Linked DNA regions of Homo sapiens: region 1 is linked to region 2. Evidence: chromatin loops called from intact Hi-C (ENCODE). Cell type or tissue: CD14-positive monocyte. All regions are shown on one strand. Links, peaks and the distances in the headings refer to the core of each region. The heading gives the core; the rest is flanking DNA.

The links. A loop is a pair of places that touch in the nucleus more often than their neighbours do. Peaks named below come from ENCODE experiments on the same cell type or tissue, not always from the same donor. Only the 100,000 strongest peaks of a DNase experiment are listed, where the experiment ranks them.
Region 1: it touches region 2 in a loop (8-fold over the local background); 1 of 110 quality-filtered maps calls a loop at or near these places.

What each region holds. Positions count from the first base shown.
Region 1 is chr11:60,410,783-60,420,967 of GRCh38, forward strand. It overlaps MS4A14 (membrane spanning 4-domains A14), which reads left to right. Exons shown (of 5, transcript NM_032597.5): 5 at 4,655-6,974. The coding sequence ends at 6,226. Among named protein-coding and RNA genes, the nearest start is that of MS4A5, 14 kb to the right of the region's middle. In CD14-positive monocyte, for the core only: no CTCF peak of the experiment used is centred there; no DNase peak of the experiment used is centred there.
Region 2 is chr11:60,352,699-60,362,883 of GRCh38, forward strand. No RefSeq gene overlaps it. Among named protein-coding and RNA genes, the nearest start is that of MS4A7, 21 kb to the right of the region's middle. In CD14-positive monocyte, for the core only: no CTCF peak of the experiment used is centred there; a DNase peak (open chromatin) is centred at 5,263.

The DNA.
Region 1 (10,185 bases), core at 2,113-7,112, 58 kb after region 2:
TCCATTGGTCTATATATCTTCCCTTATGCCAGGTACCATATTTTTTGGGTTTTTTTTTTTGTTTGTTTTTTGTTTTTTGTTTTGATGGAGTCTTGCTCTGTCACCCAGGCTGGAGTGCAGTGGTGAGATCTCAGCTCACTGCAAACTCTGCCTCCCGGGTTCAAGCAATTCTTCTGCCTCGGCCTCCTAAGTAGCTGGGACTATAGGCGCATGCCACCATGCCAGGCTAATTTTTGTATTTTTAGTAGAGACGAGGTTTCACCACATTGGCCAGGCTCATCTCGAGCTCCTGACCTCAGGTGATCCACCCGCCTCGGCCTCCCAAAGTGCTAGGATTACAGGCATGAGCCACTGTGCCCGGCCCTGTATTGTTTTAATTAGTGTAGCTTTACAGTACGTTTCAAAGTTGGAAAGTATAATCACTCAAACTGTATTATTCTTTTTCATTATTGTTTTGGCTATTCAGGGCCTCTTAAAATTCAATATGAACTTGAGGATCCATTTTTCCATTTATAAGAAAAAGACTGTTGGAATTTTGATAGAAATTGTATTGAATCTGTATATTGCTTTGAGCAGCACTGACATCTTAACAATTTTAAATCTTCTTATACGTGAACACAAGATGTCTTTTCATTTATTTAGGTCTCCAATTACATTCAGCAATGATTTATATTTTTTAGCATAGAGGTCTTTCATCCCATTGGTTAGATTTATTCTAAAGTATGTAATTATTTTAGGTGGCATTATAAATGAAATTGCTTTTTAAATGTTATTTTCATATTGTTTATTGCTGTTATACAGAAACAACAATGATTTTTTGTGGGTTGCTCTTGTATCTTGAACCTTGTTGCAATCCTGTATTAGGTCTAGTAGCTTTCCTGTGGATTTGGGAGGATTTTCTATATAGGAAGATCATGTCATCTGGAAATACAGATGGCCTTAATCTCCTCTTTTCTAATTTGGATGAATTTTATTTCTTTTTATTTTCTAATAGCTCTAGCTAGAACTTTTAGTACAATATTTAATAGCAGCAGTGAAAGAAAGCATTCTTATATAGTTCCTGATCTTAGGGGGAAAGCTTTTAATCTTTCACCACTGAGTATGATATTAGCTGTGGGTGTTTTATAAATAAACTTTACATATTGAGGAATTTTCCATCTCTTCCTAGTTTTATGAGAGGTTTTCTCATGAAAGGCATTTCATCAAATGCCTTTTCTACTCCAAGTGAGATGACTGTGTGGGGGTTTTCCAACATTATATTAATGTAATGTATTACATTTATTGATTTTCTTATTGTACCATCCTTGTATTTTGCTTATCAATTTCACTTCATCATATGAATAATCCTTTTCTAATATTTTGTTGGCAATTTTTGTATCTACACTTATAAAGGATATTAATCTGTAATTTTCTTTTCTTGCAGCATAATTATCTGTTTTTGGTATCAAGGTAATGGTGGCCTCATAGAATGAGTTAGGCAATTTTCCCTTCTCTTCAAGTTTTCAGAAGAGTTTGAGAATAATTGTTTTTTTTTTTTCTTTAAATTTTGGTAGAATTCACTGGTGAAGCCATCTGATCCAGAAGTTTCCTTTGTTAGGAACTTTTAGATTACGAATCTTTTTACTTGTTATGGATCTGTAAAGATTTTCTATTTCTTCTTGAATCATTTTAGGTAATTTGTGTGTTGCAAGGAATTTGCCCATTTCTTATACAGTATCTGATTTCTTGGCATATAAGTTTTTATAGTATTCTTTTACAATACTTTATACTTTTACTCTCTATAAGGTCAGTAATAATGTCTTACTTTTATGTCTTGTTTTAATTGTTTTATTGTCTTTTTGCTTTTCAGTATAGGTAAAGGTTTATCAATTTTGTTGATCTTTTAAAAGAATCAACATTTGGGTTCATTGATTTTCTCTATTGTTTTTCAATTCTCTATGGAGATTTCTCTTCTGCCCCACTAAAATTATGCTAGAGTAATTCTTGAAATCAGATAGTATAAATCTTCCAACTTTGTTATTTTTCAAAATTGTTTTGGCTGTTCTAGGTCATATGAATTTCCACATAAGTTTTAGAATTCGTTTATTGATTGCTACAAAAATCTTGCTGGGATTTTGGTTGGAATTGTACTGAGCCTATAGATAATTTATAAACAATTTACTTCTTAGTAATATGTAGTCTTCTGATCCATGTCCATGAAACATGTCTGTATTTTCTTACATCTCATTTCATTTCTCTCAGCACTATTTTATTATTTACAATGTATAAGCCTTATGCATACTTTGTTAAATGTATCTGTAATTATTTCATTTTTTCTTGATATTGTACATGGTATTTTTAATTTTATTTTTTAAATGTTCATTCCCACATATAGAAATGCAATTTATTTTTATATACTGGTCTACTATGACCTTTCTAAACTAACTTATTAGTTCCCATAGCTTTTTTTTAATAGAGTTTCTAGAATTTTCTTAGTAGATAACCATTTTAAGTATTAATAAAGACATTTTTACTCCCAAACTTTATGCCTCATTTTTCTTGCCCTATTACACTGTGTAGTCTCCAATACAATGTTTAAAATAAGTGATGAAAATAGCAATCTTTCCTTGTTCTTGATCTTAGGGTGAAAATGTTCAATATTTTACCCTTAAATATGATGTTTTTTGTAGGTTTTTTACAGAGTAAATTTACCCTGTTGCGCAGATTTTTTAAAATCATGAATGGGTATTGGCTTTTGTCATTTTTCATCTCATGCTTTCATCTTTATCGTATTATCTGTATATTACACAACTAGAGGAGAGTACAAACCCTGTTTTAAGCCCTTTAGAAACAATACTAAAATAAGTTACACTAAATAACTCTTCAATTGAATTTAGTGAATACAGATCTTTAATCCACTAATGGCACAGTAATGTGCAAAGTACAACAGGGGATTCAAAAATAATAAAATATGTACCTTGATCTCAAGAAAAGGAAAGGGAAAGTGAACTCTACATTTACGGAGAAATTTCTCTGTGCCAGTTTCTGTGCTTGAAAGTATTATTTCATTTGGTCTTTAGTCTTAGCCACCCTGAAGTAGGAAGTAGGTGACGTTATTAATACAAGAAGCATAGATCAGAGAGGAAAGCACAGGACCTCAGATTCAACTACAATTTTTAAATCCTTCCCAAGTAAACAGCTCTACGATACTGGTCTGGTTATTTAACATCTCTGAACCTCAATTCCCTCAATTCTAAAAGAAGGATAATAACTTCATAGGGATGTCATACCAATTTTTGTGATGACTTTGGAACATTGTCTAGCATCTGGTAATCACTGAGTTCTCATTAATGGATGAGGAAATTTAAAATCATAGCACTTAAGAGCTTTAATAAACAGAGAAACTATAATTATTTCTTCCAAACCTCTTTTTAAGTGGAAGAATAAATTAAAATTCACATGAAACAAAGTTTGAGGATTCTTAGAAATATAGAAATCTCTTCCAAAGTACCATTTATACTCACATAAATAGTCCTTCAATAGGGATAAAATATAGGTGTGAAAAACTAATTAGAAGAATGGGAAATGCAATGTATTATTTCAGAGAATGTGTAGATTCTCAATCTAGGCCTGCTATTAGCAAACGAGGTAAGCATAATTAATTCATTTAATCACTGAGTTCTGATCCACTTCATCAAATAGAACAAGTAGTCTATTCTGACTATGAATTATCTCAGAAAGGTGTAATTCATGGAGTCAGAATAAAAAGCAGCAGGTTGTGCTGCAGTAACAACCTCCTAAAAATTATAATAATAAAATGAGAACTAATGGGAAGCATTGCAGGTTGTATCAGATGTGGTCACTTAGCTGTTTAAAAAACTCCAATTGCTTCCTCTTATTTGTAAAGGAAAGTCCAAATTTCCTAGCCTAGCATACCATCTAATAATATCAGTAATATCTAACTGCTTACCATCTGCCATCACACCATGCTATATCACAACCTTGTGTTTTTGTACCCGCTATTCCACTGCTGCTTCTACCTGGATTCTGACTCCTGTCTTATTTCATCTTACCGTCTATGCCTGAGTAATTCCTACTCAGCTGTTAAGATATAGATTAAATATTGCCTCTTCTGTAAAGCATTTCCAGGTTGTCTCAGAATTAGGTCATCTTCTATGTTCCCATAAAGCACTAAGTACCTATTTATGTAATTGCATTTGCTGAATTGTATTACTATTATCTATTTATATGTTGATGTACAGATAGTTGTGAGCACCTTAAGGGAAAATCCCACATCTAATTGTCTTTGATTCCCAGCATTTAGTTCATCTGGGTGATCAATAAACTATTATAGATTAAGCATGAATATATGAATATTGACTAGATGATATAAAATGTCTCAGAAGCTTTATAATATTAAGTATGGGAGGAATTTTTGAGGCAATCTTAATCAAATTCCTCTGTTCAATATTTGAAAGACTAAAAGGTGATGACTTCTAAAATAATACCAATAAGTTAATGGTAAAGGCAGGACTGGCATTCGTTTTCTGCCTTCTCATTTAGATGTTATTTCCTATCTACTGTCTTAAGTCAGAAATGAAAAGTAACTTGGAAAACAAAAAAAAAATCAGACATGATTCTGTCATATTAATTACCCTCATCCTTGCTTTTATAGGTTCTGTTTTTCTTGCCTTCGGATGTTACTCAAAATAGTGAACAACCTGCCCCAGAAGAAAATGATCAATTACAATTTGTGCTTCAAGAAGAGTTTTCCAGTGATGATTCAACAACAAATGCACAATCTGTTATCTTTGGAGGCTATGCTTTCTTCAAGTTAACACTCTCTAGGAGTCCTTTAGTCTCCCAACCAGGTAATAAAGGTAGAGAATTTGTGCCAGATGAACAAAAGCAAAGTATCCTTCCATCTCCCAAATTTTCAGAGGAAGAAATTGAACCTTTGCCTCCCACACTAGAGAAAAAGCCCTCAGAAAATATGTCCATTCAGCTAGACTCTACATTTAAACAAATGAAAGATGAAGATCTACAATCTGCTATTGTACAACCTTCTCAAATGCAAACCAAGCTTCTGCAGGACCAAGCTGCGTCACTCCAAGTTTTTCCATCCCATTCTGCACTAAAACTCGAAGATATATCACCTGAAGACTTGCCATCCCAAGCTCTACCAGTAGAAGGCCTGTCAGAACAAACCATGCCATCTAAGTCTACATCATCCCATGTCAAACAGTCTTCTAATCTGACAGCTAATGACCTGCCCCCTCAAGGCATACTATCCCAAGACACATCATCTCAAGATATGCTGTTTCATGACATGACATCCCAAGATATGCAATCCCTAGATATGCTATCTCAAGACACACCATCCCACGCCATGCCACCTCAAGACATACCTTCCCAAGATATGCTATCCCAAGCTCTATCAGCGCATGCCATATTACCTGAAGCCTCAACATCCCATATTGTGCAGTTCCCTGAAATACAACACCTACTTCAGCAGCCCCCAGATCTTCAACCAGAAAACACTGAACCTCAAAACCAGCAAATTTTACAAATGTCATATCAAGATATTAGATCAGAAGTTATGGAAGAGACCAAAGAATGGAAATCTGAGGAGGAACTCCATAGAAGAAAATCCTCAAGACGGCATTCCTTAAACCAGCAAACCAAAGCCTTGCAATACTTAAGGAGACATTCTTTAGACGTGCAAGCCAAAGGCCAGAAATCCTCAAAGAGGCATTCCTTAGATCAGCAAAGCAAAGGCTGGCAATCTCCAAAGCAGAAATCCTTAGACCAGCAAATCAAAGACTGGCTATCCCCAAAGAGGCACTCCGTAGATAAGCAAGCTCAACTTAATCAAACTAAAGAGCAACTCCCAGATCAGCAAGCTGAAGATCAGCAAGCCAAAGGGGAACAATACCCAGAAGGACAATCTAAAGATGGACAAGTTAAAGACCAGCAGACTGATAAGGAGCAAAACTCAAAGAAGCAAACCCAGGATCAGCAAACTGAAGACCAGCCGGCCCAAGAGAAGAAATCCCCGAAAGGACAATTCCAAAATGTTCAAGCCGAAGGACAGCAAGCTCAGGTGGAGAAAGTGCCAAAACTGTTATGCCAAGATTCAGAATCCCAAATACAGCAATACCAATTCTGGCAATTCCACAAAGGCAATCTCCAGGCTGGACAACCCAGGACTGTCAATCTTTTGGCCAAGAATCCCCTGACTGGATAACTCAGGGCTGGAGAAACAAAGATTATAAAGCACGAGAATGGCAATTTGAAATGAAGCACTGGCAAACACAGGATCTATTAGAGAAAGAAGCCCTAAAGCAGAAAGCTCTATACCAAGAAGTCCAAACCCAGCACGCAACAGCCCAACATAACCTAGAATGTCAAGACACTCAAGATAAAGACCAACAAGACCTTCAATCCAGAGTTACACAAAAAGGAGATATGTACACTAGAGACATCAAACCAGGGGACATGAAATGTATAGGGCAAACCTCAGGGGACCTGCAATCAGAAGACGTGAAGGCAGATTTTCATTCTTCTTCTGGCCAAAGCTCAGTACAAGACACATGTTTAGCCTATTTGTCCAATCTAGATTCAGAACAAGATGTGCAACCAGACACTTCAGCTTCCTCAAATTCATATAAAGAAGATGTGAATTTAACTTCTACTTCATGTGATCCAAAAGATCAACAGCAATCTGAAGACTCTGACTAACATGCAGAATCTACCCAATACCACACTGCCCCCATTAATGGAATTAAATTGGGAAAAACAATATTGCCTCCTCCAATCTGTGTTCTCAACTGTGGTTGCCACCTCATTAACTTACAAAAAAATGAAGGGCATGCTGAGCACTCAAACAATTTGTTCTTACTTAAAATAAAATGACAACAAACCAAATGTTAACACTGTATCATCACTTTATGTATGTGAAGAAATAATTCACATGTATATTCCTTGTCATCAAAGTTAGTGTTTCAGTTTATAATCACGATTTCATTTTATAACTTAATGTTTAATGGCCCTACTTTGGTATGATGCTAGTATTTTTCATCTCCCCCTTTTGGCATTATAGGAGTTCAGAAAATCAACCACAGGGAAGTCTATGAAGGCTCTCTAAGGGTTCAAGAACCAAAAGAGTCAGCAAGGAACAAAAATTTCTCCCATTTCCCTGTCTTGCTGTTTCCAATCCTCTTATTTACTCTCCCTCCTCATATTTATGTTGAGGATATATGGACTGAGTTTGCTCAATTATTAATGAGGTAGAATGTGGCAATGAATACAGAATGTGATGATGGAGTGGGAGGGATTAAGAGATATCTAGAGACAGGAAAGTAGAAATTAGGGAAGAACAGAGATGCAGATGTCATAATAGAAAATATGACATACTGTATTGTATTCAGTGAAGCTTCAGCTCCCTTCTTTATGCCTGCATTTACTGATTATAATTTCTCAACCCTTATGATACATAATTTCATCCTCTGTCATCAAAGGAAATTGTGTTATCAAAAGCTATCAGTTACCTCAATCTTCCAAGCCTAATCGTGTTTTTTCAATCCTCTTTCCCTTTATCTCTGATACATTTGGAAAGGTTAACAATCCCTTTTCTTTCAATTTTTATCACCCCCATTAACTTCTGTGTTTTGCACTTCCTGTTTCAAAAATTCTATAATAGGTATTTCTAGGGATCTCTCCCCAACTTTATTCATTTTTTGTAATGACAATTCACTATTACAGTTCTCTCACCTTCTTGTGAATAATCCAGACTGTGTCATATTTGTGTCTTCTACAGAATTTCAGCACAAAGGCTTGATTCAAGAATACATTCAATAAAACATTTTTAAGGGCATAAATGGGAGCTTGGAGTCTCTACTTAGAGGTGAACAGAGAAGTTATATGTAGTAGTATAATAAGATACAGAGCTCCTTATGACTGGCTACATGTTCCTTGCTGCCTGTGCCTTTGTAGTAAAATATTAGCTTCCTGAGCTTCACATGATTGCTTGACCTTGATAGAGTCCTTACCTGAGTTAGCCTTTAGTTCCTGAATGACCACCACCTGGTATTTAACTTACTCTGAATAATACTAATAATTTCTACCTTTTCCTTTAGCTAGATTAGCACGTTTCTACAGTGCTTATGTAGAGTTTAACTTTCAGTCTACAAACTTGGGTGTTTAGGAAGTATATATATATATATATATATATATATATATATGTATGTATATATATATATATATATATGTATGTATATATATATATATAGAGAGAGAGAGAGAGAGTGTATATATATATATATATATACACACACACACACAATTTTGTATCAAATTCTTTGAGAATCCAGCCCACACAGTTACTCTTGCCAGTTCATCCCTATATCTACCCAACATACACAAATACATTTCTGCAGAAATGTACAAAGATCCTGGAATCTTAAATAGTGCCAAGTCACTGGAGAGGCAATTTCCATCATCAGCGACTAGTCCACACCAGTTACCACTGAGAAACTTATAGGCCAAGTTCAAATATACCGTATGTGTCCTGTGAACTTGTTGCTTCTATGCTACATTTGGAACATGGAAATTTTTCCAAAATTGCAAGAATACAACGCCTATAGGTTAGACTTACAATATGAGAATGGAAGAATGTAAAAAACCACTTCTTCTGAGGCCTTTCCATCCCACTGAGGGAGATGCTAAGGGGCAAGTCAGAAGCTCCCAAGGCCCCCAGAACCCATAGTAACCTTTCTAGTCTACAGAAGACTCTCTTTTCTCTCTGTTTCTTGAAGGCATTTTCCCTTGACCTCCCCTTTCTGAGACACCTAATACTGTCCTATCAATGAGTTTGGGTCTGAAGTTGACAAAATCAAATGTGTTTAAGACCCATAAGGAAAAATAATGTTTGAAGTATCTGTTTAAAAGACAAAATGCAAAAGGCTGTGGGAAACTAGAAAATTTATGATTTGCTTAAAGGCAACCTAATTTTTTTATTAAAAACTGTCTTATTACAAATATAATATGTGTTTCCTAGAATATGTCAGGCTTCTTTGTAGTAAAATTGGGAAAAGTTGATTTGAGATACTGCTACCTTACACACTCAGTTCCCAAGAACTGTGGAAAAAAAAATAAGCTGGCTGCTTACAATTGCATTTTCATTTACTAGAATCAACAACCTACAGCTAAATTATACTTCCCAGCCACCTTGCATCTAGGTAGGTGAGATGGTAACTATTGCCAATGGAATGTAAAGTTTGACTCCTAAAATCACCAACATTATATCTACAATATTTTTTTCCCTCATGCACTGGCTAGATGCAGAGAATCTAGGATCCACAAGACCCTGAGTCTCTAGAGAATGGAGCCTGGTCCATAAATCGTGGTGTGGATTACTTCCAGTTTGAATATTCAACTGGATTGTGATCTAAAAGAAAAACCCATATTAGGGCAAGGAATGCATGGAGCTGTTTGGCTAGAAGGTAGTCTAAGCTGAGTAATAGAGTCTTTAAGGCACAAAAAAGTCAAATCTTGCTCAAAATGGCAGGACTCCTACTCGTATCTCCTTGTGTTAGTTACCTATTGCTGCATAACAAATTACCACAAAGGTAGCTGCTTAAAACAACAAGCTTATTATCTCTCAGTTCAGAAGCCCAGGAAAGCTTGGTTAAATTATTTGTACAGAATATCACATGGCTAAAATCAGAGGACTGGCCAGGGCAGTGGTTCTGGGGTTGAGCTCCTCTTCAAAGTTCATCCATTGTTGGAAGAATCCAGTCCTCACGGCTGCAGGACTGAGGTTCCCATTTCCTTGCTGGCTGTCAACTGGGAACTGCTCCTGCATCCCTTCTCATGTGATCCCTTCCATCTTCAACCAGGTAACAGTGTGTCAAGTCTTCTCAAACCCAAATCTGACTCCCTCTCCTGCATCTGGTTTTAAGGAGTCCTTTTATTACACTAGACTTACTGGAATAATCCAAGATAACCTATTTTAGGATAAATTGATTAATAACCTTAAATTTCTGTGCAAAGTTCCTTTTCTCATTGAAGATAACCACAATTAGGAAAGATTATGGGCTCCCATAAATAGTCACATGGAAAAATACACACAATTTTAAAAATTAATGTTTTCCTAATTTCTTAGAAACATGTTTGACTTTTAAAGCAGGAACTAACTGAATTGGT
Region 2 (10,185 bases), core at 2,579-7,578:
CATGCTTTCTTTAGTGTTGATTCATTCAAGTATTTTATAATTCAAATCATATTTTTTGGCTTACATTCATCAAAACTTATATTTGTTAAAAATTTTCATGATTACTATGTTTTTGTTAGTTTCTCATACTCAGGCACATTTTTTATTAGTAGTATATTATATTATTTGATCATAAAATTGTAAACAACATATTATTATAAATGAATTCCTTTGTCATATTTAAGAATTTTCCTTAGACATTTTATTGCCTAATATTAATACACCATCCTTTGTCTTATTATTTTGCATTTTCTGACCTTTATTTGCCTTTCCTTACCCTTACATTCACTACTATAATAGGAACCTTTGGAATAGAAATGGGATTTTGTCACTGTGCTGCTTATATCCTTCTGTGGCTACACATTGTCTCTATGACAAAGCCCAATGTCTCCAGGAAGCATTCAAAGCCCTGTAAATCTCTCATTTTGCACATCCAGGATCTTATCTCTCTCCCAACTGAATCTGTCACTTCTCCCTCTGTGATAGAATAATACCAAAGTGTTTCCAGGTCTGCTAGTAAGCCAAACTGTTTCAGAACTCTAGTCTCTGCACATTGATCCCTCTACCGAGAATGCATATGGCTACAAGCACCTGCTGTTCTTTGAAAGCATGATTTGAAAGTTAATTTTCAATGGAGCCTCCTCTTCCAAGAGAAGTTTAATATCTGACCTTTGTGCTCCCATGATGCTCCCTATGTACTGTGTGACCTTTGTGCTCCCATGATGCTCCCTATGTACTGTGTTCAAGGGCAGGGACATTATCTTCCACAGGTATTGTTAGTCTCTAGCAGTGTTGCATGCACCAGATACTTAATAAATATTGGCTGAATAAAATAATTCTGAATGGTAGCTCATTTGGACTAGAAACCCAGGATAACTCTAGAAAGGTGGGACAAAAATGGCAGTCTTGTTCACATATACAGTGGCTGTCACTTAGGAGTCCCTCCCGTGTGAAGCAGAGAATTGTTGCTGTACAAATCTGTTTTCAAACATGCCTTCATGGAAAGAGAGTAACAGCAACATGGAAAAATATGTGAATTTGGAACAAGAGCAAAATAAGATGACAGAGCAATAGTAGACAGTGTAATTACTTGATATCAATGCTAGGCAGTGTATTAGCATATTTCTTTTGCACAATTGGGTGCACAATAGTAGCATTAAATGCCGCAGCCTGTGATGTATTCATCAAGACTCCTCAACTCAGTATCAATTTCCTACAGCCTAGAAAAACTGTTTGTCTAAGTATTCATTAGGAAGAGCCACAATTTTTGGTGGGAGGTGAGCTAAACTTTTTACTTGGTTGTGTCAGTGTTTTTCATATATTAATCCAGATAAAGATTTCTATTGCCTCTCTCCAAATCATTTTTCCATTATTTTTCCAAAGAATGGCCTGCTTTCTTAATTTTTCCCTCCTCATTTTCCATCCTTCATTTCCAGGGCCAAGAGTAAAGGGTTTTGATCATTTACTGATATTGTTTGTCTGTGTCCCCACCCAAATCTCATCTTGAATTGTAACTGCCACAATTCCCACGTTTCGTGGGAGGAACCCAGTGGGAGGTGATTGAATTATGGGGGCGGGTCTTTCCTGCACTGTTCTCCTGATAGTGAATGAGTCTCATGAGATGTGATGGTTTTAAAAATGGGAGTTTCCCTGCACAATCTCTCTTCTTTTGTCTGCCTCCTTGTGAGATGTGCCTTCCACTTTCTGCCATGTTTGTGAGGCCTCTCCAGACATGTGGAACTGTAAGTCCAATACACCTTTTTCTTTTGTAAATTGCCTAGTCTCAGGTATGTTTTTACAGCAGTGTGAAAATGGACTAATACATTTACCTATCTAAATTGCAATCTGAATTGGAGAAACAGTGGTCTTTGTGACATTAAATAAATTATTTTTTGTGTTTCTAAATGGAAATGGAGGATGAAAAGGGAGAAGTACATTATCATACAGAGAAAATCTAAACAAAATATGTAGGCTAATGTATCTGAAAACTACAGAGTTGAAGCAAACTTCAAAAAATAGGAACTACTGGTTTAGATGTTTAGATGTCATGGAGACTCCAGCCCATACTCCTGTGTACACCTGTGCAGTGTATTAGCTCTACCCTCTACTGTGTGTTGGCTTAATGCTTAGGCCTATTTCCCACCTCTTAGCAAAAATTTCCACATCAAGTATTGGCCTTACATCCATTTATCATCCTGCAGTTTGGAAGAATAGTGTTGTCTGAAGTTTCAAAACAAGACTATTGATAATCATTCTGACGAGGCCATGTAAGGTTATATGTCCACATTGGTTCAATCATTGCAATGGAAAGTGGGGGTGAAAAGCACTGATTGACTTAGCCTAGAGCCAGAGCACAGTGGAGGCAAGGGCGGACTCAGTCCTCAGAGTTACATGGATCCCCAGTCAGAATTCACAGACTGTTTGAAAGAGGAAAATGGAAGATGGATTCTGGGCAGGCAACAAGCGCATGCTACAGGTCACTCCTTTGTCTGCCCTATGCCCAAAAACACTTTCTTCTGATCCATACTTCCAACAATGATCACAGCTACATGATAGGCATTCAGCTTTTCCCAAGAGGACATCAAGCCAGAAATCTCATGCACTTAACACTGCATTGGAATATGAAGGGAGCTCTGTCTAAACAGGGAACTCTGTCTCAATAGTAACATGTGTTTCTTGGCCAGACAATTGAGCCACCTCCAGGTATGTTCTCCAGGAAGATTGCCTTGGTCCATTGTTCTCTACAACCACATCCAGCATGGGAACTAAAAAATTGCAGCTTCTAGGAGCCCACTTAATATTTGGTACAAATTTGAGGGCCTAGATGCCAATCATCTATAGTTGTTTAATCCATAGGGCAATTCTTGGGTCTTCCACCAAGGAATAAGAAGGAAATTAAACAAAATTTTGTCAGTCTAATAGAATAAATTACAAAAATTTAAAAAATTAAAGCATGGTGAGTAGAAAGAAAAATATACCATGAAACATTTAAAATTTGATATATTAGTAATCAAAATAAAATTGAATACAGAATACTATTTAAAATAAATATTAAATATATTAATAATTAGAAGACATATTTAAAATATACATATAAAATTAAATAAATGACTAAATAAATAAAACACTATGCCCTGAGAAGTGAGTTTTGTGATACTAAAAAAAAGACAATTGAAATATTATTCAAAATATTCAGAAGATTTTTTTAAAAGGGAATGCTCACAAATTTATTTTAAAAGATCTTGATCTAAACCAAACCAGAGCAATAAGAAATGGGAAAATTTTCAGATATTTTTCAATCTCTGAAAAATCATATTTAAAACACAAGGAAATATAATCCCACAGTGTAACATATATCATTCCCAAGGTGTAATTATACTGAGAATGTATGGGTGTTTTAATAATATTTCACTGCGGACTTCAGAGGTTAGCATGATAAAGAAGGCAATCCTGTAGAACTTAGTGAGGGAGCAGGGCACCACGTGGCCACATCACTGTAGACCCTGTCCCTCACAGTGACCTGAAAACAGCCACCACCAATACAGCAGAGCGCACGCACCTAAGCTCCCAGGTATCTGCCATGCAAGGCCACCTAAGCCCCTAGCTATCTGCCATGCAGAGATGGGTTATGGTTTACAGACAGTCCCACCCCTGAAGAGAGCTCTGTCCTTCTGCTATACTGATGGTACTTTGGTGGACTCAGACAAAGGCACTGCCCAACAAGGACTAGACACCCTGTTGATCCACATGCAGCAACACAGCTAGGCCTTTAACACAGACAAGATACAAGGACCTAATGATACCCAAATGAAACTAATAAAACTCCTGGGCATAATTCAGAAAGGAGCAAAGCCTCTCATTGCAAAGATGATTGTCAAGATTTTGACCTTTTTTTTTCCCTCCCCACTCCCTCAAAAAAAAAAAACCCCCAAAAGAGCAGCAATTTGTAGACCTATTTGGCTACTGGCAGCAATCCCAAATACCCCACGTAGATATCCTGAAAGTATTCATCTACTGGCTTACAATAAAGGCCACTACTATGGAGTTGGACCCCGACCAACAGGACACTCAGGAGGACCTCCAAAGGGCCACCCACCCCACCCTTCTCCTGGACCCCATTGACTCCATTTGCTGTTTGAATCACAGGTCTCAGCAACCTCTCAGTTCACTGAGTGGAGCCTATGGCAAAAGAACACACAGGCCATCGGGCTTTGGATTCATAAACGTAACTCCCCACCCCTTAAGTCTGGGCTGTGAATAGTGACTTCCTTTCGAAGAACACAGAATGTAAAGGGGAATAAAAAGAGTAGATTTACAGTGAAGAAGCCTGACATACACTACCTCAATCAAGTGACTAAGATAACAGTGGTAAGTCATGTTGATAGTGTGGACTGTTGATGGGATGTGATGATACTGGCTCTTTACATCTGTGATCTCCTTCCACAAAACCCAAACACCAGTCTAATCTGAGAAAAATATCAGATAAACCCCAACTGAGGGAGTTTCTACAAAACACCTGACCAGTACTCCTCAAAACTCTTAACGTTATAAAACACAAGGAAAGTATGAAAAACTGCCACAGTCTAGAGGGGCCTAAGGAGATGGACACCTGACTGGAATGCTGCACCTTGGATGGGATCCTGGAACAGAAAAAGGACATTAGATCAAAATCTAAGGAAATCTGAATAGGACAGTATGAACGTCAGTTATCAATGTTTGTTCATTAATGGTGTATCATACTAATGTAAGATGTTCATAATTGGAGAAACTGAGTGCAGGGCACAGGAGAACTCTCTGCCATCTTCACAACTCTTCTGTAAATCTAAAACTTTTCTAGTATAAAAGTTTATTTCAAATTGTTTAATTTCTCTTTTGTTTTTCACTCTGTATTCTGCTAAACCATGTTGTCCAACAGAGCTCACTAAAATGGCACATGGTGAATTCACAAAATAAGATGAACTCTCCAATTTTACATTATCAACCATATACACACACAATTTGTATACATACACAGTTTGGTGTAAATTCTCGTTCAATACCAGGTTCCCAGGAAGAAATAAAATAAAAACTTAAACTCCTTTACTTTGGGAGTTAAGCAAACACTCTCAAAATTATTCTGCCCCCATTTTTCTGTTTTGCTACATTTTGTTCAGAGATGTTTCCTTCAGATTCTGCATGGGGTTGGGGATTTTTTTTTTATTGGCATTATTCCAACTTTTCTTAGTACCCGTTTCACATTTGCAAAATAGAGAAGTTGAAACCAAAATCAAGCCCCTTAAACAATTAGCCCAGGGAAAATTACGTTTCTAGACCTCATACTTAATCTAGACCTATGATATTATTTCCAAACACCAAAGCAGTAACTCAGGAGTATCTAAAGAAAGGAGGGTAGATGGAGAACAAGAAACCTTGATTTTCAGCCTCAAGGATGACAATAAACTCCAGATTTCCAGAATCAATGATTTGTCTTAAAATCAGTTGACGCTGAATTCAGGCACCTTTTCATGCTGCTTTCATTGGAGGATGGAGAAATCCACGTGTGCATATTATGTTCCCTCTCAGAGCATTAGAGCCTTAGAGACATTATTGTTGATAAAAAGTGTCAAACTCTGTAAAATATTTGAAGAGATTTATTCTGAGCCTAATATGAGTGACCATGACCCACGACACAGCCTTCAGGAGGTCCTGAGAACATGTGCTCAAGGCTGTTGGGGTGCAGCTTGCTTTTATACATTCTAGGGAGGCATGAGACATCAATCTTATACATTTAAAATATATATTGGTTTGGTCCAGAAAGGTGGGACAATTTGAAGCAGGAAGTGAGTGATGGGGCAGCTTCCGGGCTATAGGTAAATTTAAACATTTTCTGGTTGATAATTGGTCGAATTTATTTAAAGACCTGGAATCAATAGAAAGGAATGTCTGGGTTGAGATAAGAGGCTATGGAGACCAAAGTTTTATCATGCAGATGAAGCCTTCAGGTAGCAGGCTTCAGAGATAATTGGTTGTAAAATATTTCTTTTCTTTCTTTTTTTTTTCTTTTTGAGATGGAGTCTCCCTCTGTCACCCAGGCTGAAATGCAGTGGCACAATCTGGGCTCACTGCAACGTCCACATCCTGAGTTAAAGCGATTCTCCTGCCTCAGCCTCCCAAGTAGCTGCGACTACAGGTGCATGCCATCACACCTCGCTAATTTTTAGTAGAGACAAGGTTTCACCATGTTGGCCAGGCTGGTCTCCAACTCCTGACCTAAAGTGATCCACATGCCTTGGCCTCCCAAAGTACTGGGATTACAGGCGTGAGCCACCACTCCCAGCCATGGCTGTAAAATGTTTCTTATCAGACTTAAAGTCTGTGTTGATGTTAATGCTGGAGAGGTATAAAGAGGCATGTCTCAACCACACTTCCCATCATGGCCTGAACCAGTCTTTCAGGTTACATTTTAAAAGAGCCCTGGCTGAGGAGGAAGTCCATTCAGATACTTGGGGCCTTAGAATTTTATTTTTGGTTTACATTGTGGTACTTTTGCAAAGTTTGGATATTTGATGGTGGTCCCAGGTGTCAAAGTCACTCTTGAGGCACTTCTGTCCCATTGGCCTTGCTCAAAACCTCCTGATGTTTTTTTCCTCTCTGGTCTCTGTGTTCCTGGCATCCTCATGTTGCATCAAGTGAAATCTGTCTCTAGTGACAAAAGTCCTTTGCCACAGTAGCTATGGCCACTATTTCTTTCAATGCACTCACTTAGGCTTCTAAAGCAAACCTTACAGGCACAATTTTCCTCTTGTCCTCACTGTAATTTCAGCCAAAGAACACCTCTGAGAGAAAGGCTGAACCAAAGCTGCTATGAGGGCCTAGGGAGCCAGTGGCCCTTGGAGGCTCAGGACAGCTAGTCACGGTGCCACTGTGCTCCATTCTAGAACTGAGCATCTCCTCAGCCTTTGAACTGTCAGGCCTGAGTGTGGTGCTTCATACGAAAATGCTGTAGTACTTCAGAGAAACAGAAATGTTTCTTTTCTTTGGAGCATTTATTTCTGCAGGATTTATATATGACCCTAGAATTCTGCATCCTTTTAAAGCATTCCCACATTTTGGAAGGCTTTTGCTAAGCTGCTAACAATTCATCTGCTTCTTAAATGGATCCATTTCCATATCTGTTGATGTAAAGTTGATGTGGTTCATTGATTACACTATATTCTGTTGGTTTGTTTTTTGTTTGTTTGTTTGTTTGTTTTGCTTTCTGGCCTGGACATTTTTGTCTTCCTAACATACCTCTTACATTGATTCTTCAAGATGCTTAGTGTTCCCAAAGCATCCATTGTTCAAACAAGGCTTGTCCACTTCATCTCCCAGTGTCCCATGACCCCCCTAAATGACATACTACTGTGTTACCAGTGCGGAACCAACACTGGACTTGATTGTTGACTTCAAACCACCCAATCAAGGCTACAACAGATGTAACACAGGATTTTTCTTGGCCTCTTTGCCAGCTGAAGACCTCCAGCCAGTGACACCCCTGCCCAGGCTTTGCTTGGGCCCAGGCTTACTGCAGGAGATGCCCTATCTACTCAGCCTGGCAGGCCACACCTGTCTTGCACTCCAGCACAGATCCCATGGCCACTGCAACTGTGCAATAAGCCTCTGGTGGGAGGGGGTGTGTGAGTAAGCAAGTGTGGGGTTGGGCCAGCTATTTCAATCACCGGCACAGGAGTGGGCTCTGTGCAGGGCTTGCAGCTGGACCAGGCATGTCACAAGCAACTCCCGCAGTGGACTCTGGCATTCAGACAAGAGGAACATGGTGGTACCCAGGCAGGGATGCCCATATCCCTGAAGCCCCAGAGGGGGTGTTGCCACATTCTAATAGCTCTTTTAGTTCTGCCATCTGCAGCCCAGTGAACAGCGGCATGTTAACAGCTCTGTCAGTCCCATTGCCCTAATCCTGCCCATGGCTCTGGGGCTAGCTCGGTCCTGCTGCTACTTCCTGTTGCATGGGGTGGCTGCCCTCCACTGGCGAAGGGGAAAGGGCCACAGTGTTACAGCTTTTTTTGTACTCACATTCAGTGGGTCCTGAGTTATTGTCCCACGTTCAAGAAGAATGAGGTTATGTTGACAATTGAAGGGTGAGGAGGGTGGGGAAGAATTTTATTAAGTGACAAAACAACTCTCAGCAGAGAGGGGGTTACAAGGATGGTCCCCCACCCAAAGTCAGGTGGTCTCTCTCACCCAGAGGTGGGCAGTTCCCATGTGGCTGAGTCCCAGGCTTTTATGGGCTCAGAATGGAGGAGTGCAGGCTGATTAGTTTGTGAGTATGCAGAAAAGGCTAAAACAAAGACACCACTCAAAAGTGGGCATGACAATGTAAAAGGCCAATTATGGAAGTGTAGGTACATGTAAAACAGGGGAAGGGTGGTGAAGGGTGGGGACCAATCAGAGAAAAGCATGCCAAATGGGAAGAGAGGTTCTCCATCCAGCCTCAGATTTATCTGAGACTTGTAGCTTGGCTTTCAGGCTTTAAACTCTCTTTGGGTTAAAGGTGGTGTTCACCGGACTCCTGCCCCTGTCTGCCTACGATTGTCTACCTCCTGGCGCTGTCAGATGCATCAATCTCCCCAAGTACTTGCTTTAATTTATTTTTCAAAGTTCCTAGTCTTTGAACATATGTTTTTAGGAGAACTAAGGGACTAGGAATATAAATAATACCCCTTTCTTCTAGTCCCATATTTACAGTGACTTGCAAAATAAGATACAGCAAATGCTCAGGTGAAAAACCAAAATACCACTTTATTCCTGATATGCTGAAGGAAAAGCATTCCTTCAGTTCAAGGCCAAATGAAATTCAATTGATGTGTCCAACCAGTCACTGGCAGAGCTGGGTCACCCCAGGCCTCCCCCATAAGAGGAGGCACCTCCAAACCCTAGCAAGGGAAGGGAAGAACAGATGATAGTGGTTTCTAGCAGGCAGACTGTCTCCAAAACAAATGAAGAAACACAGATGGGCTGAGCCACACAAGCCCAAGCCCTCCTTCCAAACTCTGCAACTTTGTGCAGCATTCCTCCTTCCCTGAAGAGAACCAGGTTAAGGAGAGGAAAGAAACAGGTGTGTTTCTCTATAGGAAGTTCTGCTGGAAGGAAATGTGAGGCTGGAGACAGATGAAGTTCCCTCCTAACTGTGGCTACCTCTGGGGAAGGAGGGAGGGGGAGGAGGAGACAGGGAGAGCTTTGGGGCTACCTGCAGCATTTTATTTCTGTAGAGAGGAAAAAAGTGAATCTAAATAATCATGTAAAATGATAATATCACTTGAATCACTGGGGGAAATATGTAGATACCTGTTTTATTATTTTCTGCATTTTTATCTATGTGTATAAAGTTTTGGAATTAGCATATAAACATTATAAATTATTCTGAGTCATTTATCATCTCACCTTTCTATATATCTGATTCTTTCAGAAGGAATACAGAAAAGAAAAAGAAGAAAATATAAGTCTCCTATGAACCTCAAAGTTATTTTATTATTATTTAATGTACCATTTTTATACAGCTCTGAAATGTATAAAAGTCCCTGAGTGGCAAATATTTATAGTTGTTTTTCCTCATTTGACCTTCTTGCCTTCCTCCTTTTTTGTGTGTTTCACTGTAGCCCCCTCAGACAACAGTGAGTACTCTTTTCAGGACAAAATGTCAGGTGTGAGTCATAAAGTGCAAAGGAACTATACCCTCCAGAACGATGGGAAGGAAAACTTTCTGCCTAAGAGATACTTCATATTAACCAAGCAGTAGATTTCTTCTCAAACAAATGGAAAGCAATTGAAGAGAAACCTCATGAAAACATAGCACATTTTTGTTTCCCAACAGTTATAAACAACCCAGTTTTCCTTTCCCTTCTCACCCCATGTTCAGACACCATGAGTGTTTCCCAAACTTTGGAAACAAAGACCTAAGTTTCAGGTTCCTGCAATGACCTGTTGCTGACATTCTACTGCAGTCGTCAGAGTAAGTATGGTGGCAGAGTTGCAGCTGGCTTGGAAGATTTATTTTTATTTCTAAGGACAGAAGCAAAGGAAGCCCCCACGTTCACTCACTGAAAATAACAATTGGCCATCTGCATTTGTTTCTGCCGCAGCTTCAAAAGCCAAGGTAGAGAGCCTGCT